Linked DNA regions of Homo sapiens: region 2 is linked to region 1. Evidence: chromatin contacts called from ENCODE Hi-C data. All regions are on one chromosome and are shown on one strand. The core of a region is the stretch at or near the end of the contact, and the rest is flanking DNA. Distances in the headings are between cores, read along the strand shown. Region 1 holds the start of ZXDC (ZXD family zinc finger C). Region 2 holds the start of CDV3 (CDV3 homolog).

Region 1 (3,753 bases), core at 665-3,164:
TTCACTGTCTTATTGGTGTCCTTTTACCTGAGTAAGTTTTTAATTTTGATGAAGTCCAAGTTATCTATTTTTCTTTCTTGTGCTTTCAATATTATATCTAAGAAACTATTCCCTAATCCAGGGTCACATAGATTTACACCTACTTTTCTTCAAATAGTTTTATGTCTTACGTGTAGGCTTTTGCTCTAATTTGAGTTAATTTTTGCCTCTGATGAGAGATACACGTCCAAATTGGTTCTTTTGCATGTGGAGATCCAGTTGTCCCAGTGCCGCCATTATTGAAATGACTATTCTTTCCTCTACTGAATGGTCTAGGAACAATATGTTTTCGGCATAAACTGATATATATAATAGATGTATCCTATTCTTTTTAATATTATAATTTGTGTTACTTAAAAAAATACTCTTAATAATAAAGCATTCATGTATTTAACAAATATGCACCAAGAGTCTTCCTGGGCACACACAGTGAATAGGACACAGTTCCTGGGCTCCAGGAGCCTACATTCCAGAGAGGGAGAGACAGTGAAGGAGCAGGGAAGGAACTCAACAAAACAACGGGTGATGAGAGCTCTAAGAGCAAACAGATCAGACAGAGGTGGGAATACGGGACTGGGTAAGCATGTGCTTTGGATCAGAAGGGGCGCAGAGTCCTCCCAGAGGAATCAGAGATCAGCTGCGCCAAGTCTCTGAGGCTGGAACCAGCTTGGCTTGCTGGATGAACTGGGAAAAAGAGGTGGGGTGCGGGGGAGGGGTGGGGGGGGCAGCGGGAGAGTGGCGGGAAGTGAGGGCAAACAGGTAGGGGAGGGTAGACTAGCAAGGCCATAGGCGCCTTCGGGAGCAAGGTGGAGGTGAGCATAATTTGATGTGCAATTTTTAGATCATAAAACGGTGCCCCGTGGATGGGAGCGAGTGGAGCGGAGGGAGACCGATGACCAGCTAGTAGTTATTTTTCAGGTACCCAGGAATAAAGTGCGGGTTTGGATCTGAGTGGTGGTGAAGTTGAAGTGGAGGAGTCCAGATTGAATGCGGAGGTGTACGGTGAGGTGGGGGAGGGTGAGGACCGGAAACAGTAAGTAATTAAGCTGTTGCAGAGTGAGGTTGTGCCAAGTTTAGTAGGAAATACAGTTGGAAATACAGGCAGGGGTCCTGCGTATCAGGGAGGCCCCGTGTGCCGAGCAAGGACCTGGGCCAAAGCAAACGAGGTCTGTGCGCCAGCGGCGGCAGGCGAGCTTGCACTTAAGTGAGCTGGGGGTAGGCGTCCGGCCTGTTGGACAGGTTCGAATCCTGGATCTGCCGGCTGCCGAGTGACTCGAGCTCGCCGTCCCTGTTTCCTCACCCCTGGGTGACCGCGCACGCTTAATCAGCTCGGACAGGTACAGCCCCTGGGACGCAGTCAATGCCTACGAGAGGTTGCCTGTTAAGTGTCTGAAATATTAATACGATTCGAAGTCAAGACAAGCCTCGTCTTCCACGCCAGCGGGAACGAGAAGGAATCGCTCAGCGTTGGGAGCCTCACCCCGTCCCCTGTCGGTCCCGTGCCCCGCCGCTCGCCCTCGTAGGTGCCGGCGCTCCGCCCCCCGACCCCGCGCCCCGCCCCCCGACCCCGCGCCCCGCCCCCCGACCCCGCGCCCCGCCCCCCGACCCCGCGCCCCGCCCCCCGACCCCGCGCCCCGCCCCCCGACCCCGCGCCCCGCCCTAGTCGGTCCCGGCGCCCCGCCCCCGCCTCCGCCTCCGGCGCCCCGCAGCCCAGCCTCACGTCACGTCAGCCCAGCAGGCCTCGCGCATCGCCCGGCGGCGTCCGCGCACGCGCGGTTCCGAGCCGGACTCTACGCCGGGGCTTGGCGCGGATCGCGTCCCGGGGCGGCGCACGCACACCTGGGCGGGGCGCGGGCAGCTCTGCGTCCGAAGCTGCTCCGACGCCGTCGCTGGGACCAAGATGGACCTCCCGGCGCTGCTCCCCGCCCCGACTGCGCGCGGAGGGCAACATGGCGGCGGCCCCGGCCCGCTCCGCCGAGCCCCAGCGCCGCTCGGCGCGAGCCCCGCGCGCCGCCGCCTGCTACTGGTGCGGGGCCCTGAAGATGGCGGGCCCGGGGCGCGGCCCGGGGAGGCCTCCGGGCCAAGCCCGCCGCCCGCCGAGGACGACAGCGACGGCGACTCTTTCTTGGTGCTGCTGGAAGTGCCGCACGGCGGCGCTGCCGCCGAGGCTGCCGGATCACAGGAGGCCGAGCCTGGCTCCCGTGTCAACCTGGCGAGCCGCCCCGAGCAGGGCCCCAGCGGCCCGGCCGCCCCCCCCGGCCCTGGCGTAGCCCCGGCGGGCGCCGTCACCATCAGCAGCCAGGACCTGCTGGTGCGTCTCGACCGCGGCGTCCTCGCGCTGTCTGCGCCGCCCGGCCCCGCAACCGCGGGCGCCGCCGCTCCCCGCCGCGCGCCCCAGGCCTCCGGCCCCAGCACGCCCGGCTACCGCTGCCCCGAGCCGCAGTGCGCGCTGGCCTTCGCCAAGAAGCACCAGCTCAAGGTGCACCTGCTCACGCACGGCGGCGGTCAGGGCCGGCGGCCCTTCAAGTGCCCACTGGAGGGCTGTGGTTGGGCCTTCACAACGTCCTACAAGCTCAAGCGGCACCTGCAGTCGCACGACAAGCTGCGGCCCTTCGGCTGTCCAGTGGGCGGCTGTGGCAAGAAGTTCACTACGGTCTATAACCTCAAGGCGCACATGAAGGGCCACGAGCAGGAGAGCCTGTTCAAGTGCGAGGTGTGCGCCGAGCGCTTCCCCACGCACGCCAAGCTCAGCTCCCACCAGCGCAGCCACTTCGAGCCCGAGCGCCCTTACAAGTGTGACTTTCCCGGTAACCGCGCTCTCGGGGGCGGGCGGGCTGCGCGGTGTTGCAGGCAGGTCTGGGGTGCCACGTCCGCCCCACAGAGGGGCCTGCCAGACCTTAGCAAGCCGGGGACGCAGGCTCTTCGGGATTTGTATTCTAGCTCCTTCCATGTCATTCGATTTGAGATCTTGGCCCTGCCCTGCCGCAGGGATTCCGATGGCAGGTAGCGCAGATCACCACAGCTGCGCTTCCCAAAGGTGGCGGCAACAGATATCCTTAACCTGCTTGTGCTTGATGAAAGCGGCACGCATCTTCACAGAGTGGCACGGAGCTATGTGTCAGGTCTTTATTTTCCTCAGTCTCGTCATTTGTTTACGGGGTGCACACTCCGTGCTAGAGGAGCAGAGATGAATGTGGCCAGATTCAGGACCTTAACACGCTGGGAGGATAGCCACAGGTGTGCGCACATCCTGGCTTTTTTTGCCTTTTGCACTTTGATTTCCGTTGAACCTCACAGTTTTGTGAAGTTTTAAAAATTAGCCGTCTGTGAAGGTTAAAAACTGTCCTCTTTTACAGATGAAGAGACAGAGGCCGAGCCTTGTGGATAAAGTCCACTGCTGGTGGCTGGGCGCGGTGGCTCACGCCTGTAATCCCAGCACTTTGGGAGGCCGAGGCGGGCGGATTACGAGGTCAGGAGATCGAGACCATCCTGGCTAACACGGTGAAACCCCGTCTCTATTAAAACTACAAAAAATTAGCCGGGCGTGGTAGCGGGCGCCTGTAGTCCCAGCTACTCGGGAGGCTGAGGCAGGAGAATGGTGTGAACCCCAGAGACGGAGCTTGCAGTGAGCCGAGATCGCGCCACTGCATTCCAGCCGGGGCGACAGAGCGAGACACCGTCTCAAAAAAAAAAAAAAAAAAAAGTCCACTGCCT
Region 2 (3,731 bases), core at 1-2,500, 7.1 Mb before region 1:
AGTATGTACTTGTCTTCTGGTCAAAGCCCTTGCTTCGTTCTGGGGCAAACTAGGCTAAATGGAGGACAAACATGCTCGTAGGCTAACACTATACTTCCGCTGGGTTCCTGCATGGGAGCTGTTACTTTAAGCAACTAAGAAAAGCCGAAGGAAGAAGTCAATAGGAATTTCACAACTACATTTCTACTTCAACCTTGCCACCGAGAGTTTTCTTTTTCTTTCACGGGCTTAGAGACTAAGTCATCACAAAAGAGCTGCTACAAATGCGGCTGCTGAAAGCGAAAATTCAGCTCAAACTACTGGGCTGAGGTCAGCACACGGAATTACTCAGCCTAGACGTCACCCGATAAACGCTGCTCTGTGCTGGGCACTGCGGCCCCAGACCTAGTGCCCCCGGAGGGTGGCGCCGCCCGGGCCTTGGCTAACGCCGAGCGACGCGGGGTGGGAAGGGCGGCTCCACCGCGGATATCGGAAGGGGTCCCGGCCCTGGCGAGCCCAGCCCGAGGTGGAGAGCCTGCGTCACGTGGCGGCCCGCGCCCGTCCGCCCGGCCTCCGCGGCCCCTCCCGGACGCTTCCCCGGCAGGCGGGGGCGGGCACATGGGGCGCCGGCGCGCGGCCCGGGCCCCGAGTGCCGGCCTCCCGGCCCCTCACCTTCGTCACAGCCTTGGTGGCGGCCCCTGGGCCCGCAGCCCCCGCGCTGGCGGTCCCGCCGTCACCCGGCCGGGTCCCCGCGCCCGCCCCGCCGCCCGCCGCACCCGCGGCTCCACTGCTTCCGCCGGCGCTGCCCGCTGCGCCCGCGGCACTCGCCGCCCGGTTGCTCCGCTCCTTCTTCTTCTTCTTGTCCCTCTTGGCAAAGAAGTTGTCCAGGCTCCGCTCCTCCGTCTCAGCCATGGCCTCGGCCTCCTCGACCCGGATGGGTGGGGCCGGCGGCGGGCGCGGCCCGCGGGGCTCCGAGCTCGGGGTCGAGGCCGGCTCTGCGCTCACGCTGCCGGGCGCGGCGACGCCTCAGCCCCGCGGGGTCGCCGAGGCGTGCGCGGCGAGACGGGCGGCTCCCCCTGCGTGCTGGCGAGCGGTGGTACGGTCCGCCCGGGGGCTCGCGCGCCGCCGCTGTCGCCCGAGGCTGCCGGGGCTGCCGCTGCTGCTGCGACGGCGGAGCAGGATTCCGCTCTCCCCACAACCTGAGGGGAAAAGGCACGCGCGAGCCAGAGGTTCTGGCGAGAGTGCTCGGCTAGCAGCGGCGCGTGCCGGAGGAAGAGGCGCGCGCGCAGGCCTGGAGAGGAGGGGAAGGGAGTGGGGAGGGGAGGGAGAGGGAGGAGGGAGGGCGGGCCGCTAGAAGAGAGAGGAAGCGCCTGCGCCTGCGTATTTTGCTCTGCCTGCCGCTGTGGGATCGCCAAGGGGCGGGCGGCGGGAGGAGATGGAGGCGGAGCTGGAAAGAGAGCCAATCAGGTGCCAGGACGAAGCTCTTAGGTGACAATCCCTGACCCAGACGGGGCGGAGTCCAAGCATGGGGGCGGGGAGAGGAGGGCATATGCAAAATAAGTGACGTGCCGGGCGACTCCGGTTTCCCGATTGGCCGAGGGTTTAGTCTTGAGGGCGGGCATGTTGAGGGCTGGTTGATGACTTGGCTAAAGAGGTCCAGCAGGAGGGGCAGTGGGTTCCTTTTGGACGCATGCGCAGGATGCACGTGTGTTTCCTGGCCCAGAACAAACCGTGGCCCCATAGTAGTCGTTTGAACTGTCGCGAAACGGACAGGCACTGCGTTAAGCCAACTGTGTTAAAGATTGTTCCTCTCCTCTGATCGCTTCTGTACTTCCACCCCCTCTGGAGTGGCAACCATTACTTTTCTTCTTTACCGGTTGATTGTGAAAGTGAGAGGAGCAGTGAGCCTGAAGTTTAGGTCCCATTTACTAAAAGATCTTTCATAGGCTGGTTGGTAGGTAGAAAGGGATTTTGTCTGAACTCCACCCTCTGGATTATGTTTACCAAGGTCAAGTTCAATAAATCCTATCGTCAAGTCCCTAATCTGTAAAGTGGGTATACTATTTCTTACAAGATAGGGGGATGGAGGGAAGAGAGTCAACATTATTAGCTGCTCAGCACATTGCTTAACGCCCTGACTTGAGTCTAGATGATGATACAGTTTATCCTTAGCTTCTATCCCTGATAAAAGGAGGGGACTGTCTTATCATAGGGGTGGAGACCAAAATGCCCAGGCGAAAGCCAGGTTTAAATGGGTTTAAAGCCCATTTAAATACCCTTGGGGCCTTGAAAATGAAATGAATTCTATATGCAAAAGGTGGTCTAAAGTAAGCTCTTAAACTTTCTACTTCCTCCTTCTAAAAGCAGAAGAGGGAGCTGTCACAACCATTGAGGAAATGACTCAGACAAATGTTGGTAGCCATATGGGGTAGATAGAATCCAGCCAGTAAATGGAGAGACTTCTTCGTCTTTTCCTTTACAGTTACCCCATTAAAGTTTCTCTTTTCCTACCCCCTACTTACACTGCTATTAAAGAATTAACTTCTGGCTGGGCGCGGTGGCTCACGCCTGTAATCCCAGCACTTCAGGAGGCCGAGGCAGGCGCATCACCTGAGGTCAGGAGTTCGAGACCAGCCTCACCAAAATAATGAAACCCCGTCTCTACTAAAAACACGAAAATTAGCCGGGCGTAGTGGCTAACGCCTGTAATCCCAGCTACAGGTTGAGGCTGGAGAATTGCTTGAACCCGGGGGTGCGGAGGTTGCAGTAAGCCGAGATCGCCTCATTGCAATCCAGCCTGGGCAACAACAGTGAAACTCCGTCTCAAAAAAAAAAAAAAAGTCTAACTTCTGAATGTCAAAAGAAATCAAGGACCTAGCCTTGGCCAGCAAGTAGCTTGAGCTTATACATATACTATTCCCCAAACATGAACAGCTCCCAAGGTGACTTCCTTCTATGACAACATATATCTTCCTGTGATGCAGGCCAGGTTCAGTACTGCCCATCACCATCACCCTCCCTTACCATCGCTAATCAAATTTATTTTCTTTCTTTTTTTTCTTTCCTTCTTTTTTCTCCCTTCCTCTTTTCTTTCCTTCTTTTCTTCCTCCCCCCTCTTTCTTCCTTCCTCCCTCCCTCTCTTTCATTTATTTATTTATTTATTTACTTACTTATTTTTTGAGGCAAAGTCTTGCTCTTGTCACCAGGCTGGAGTGCAATGGCATGTCAGCTCGCTGCAACCTCTGCCTCCCAGGATCAAGCGATTCTCCTGCCTTAGCCTCCTGAGTAGCTGGGATTACAGGCACCCGCCACCACACCCAGCTAATTTTTGTATTTTTAGTAGAGACGGGGTTTCACCATGTTGGCCAGGCTGGTCTCAAACTCCTGACCCTCGTGATCCACCCACCTCAGCCTCCCAAAGTGCTGGAATTACAGGTGTGAGCCACCATGCCCGGCCCTCTCCCTCTCTTTCTTTCCTCATCTATGAAGCACTTATTTTGCTATATTTCGGGCAAAGTGCTTTATTCAAAAGTGAGTAATTTGTGATTCCTGCATTCAATTCCCTTATAATCTAGAAGAGAAGATCTAGATATAAATAAGTTTCAGTTATTTATATCTTTCTTAAGTCCTTATCAATTCATCATTGTCTTGAAAGAATTAATGACTTGAGAAAATACACAGAAGGAACAGTAGTTGAGGGCTGACGCTGCAGAATTTCCCACTACATTTTTCAGTGTGATTGATGGCATGAT

What was found. A loop is a pair of places that touch in the nucleus more often than their neighbours do. Pooled maps may share reads with other maps.
Region 2: a map of naive thymus-derived CD4-positive, alpha-beta T cell shows a loop between it and region 1 (19-fold over the local background). The contact joins the promoter of CDV3 here to the promoter of ZXDC in region 1. A Hi-C loop is called at or near these places in 2 of 168 maps with a recorded cell type or tissue (CD4-positive, alpha-beta memory T cell and naive thymus-derived CD4-positive, alpha-beta T cell) and 5 of 50 pooled maps.

What each region holds. Positions count from the first base shown.
Region 1 is chr3:126,474,052-126,477,804 of GRCh38, reverse strand. ZXDC (ZXD family zinc finger C) reads left to right here and starts at 1,914. Exons shown (of 10, transcript NM_025112.5): 1 at 1,914-2,846. The coding sequence starts at 1,940. RefSeq lists silencers at 1,645-2,154, 2,225-2,484 and an enhancer at 3,042-3,567.
Region 2 is chr3:133,571,205-133,574,935 of GRCh38, reverse strand. CDV3 (CDV3 homolog) reads right to left here and starts at 1,250. Exons shown (of 5, transcript NM_017548.5): 1 at 652-1,250. The coding sequence starts at 891. RefSeq lists silencers at 282-671, 702-811, 832-1,371 and enhancers at 1,752-1,921, 1,578-2,079, 2,022-2,261.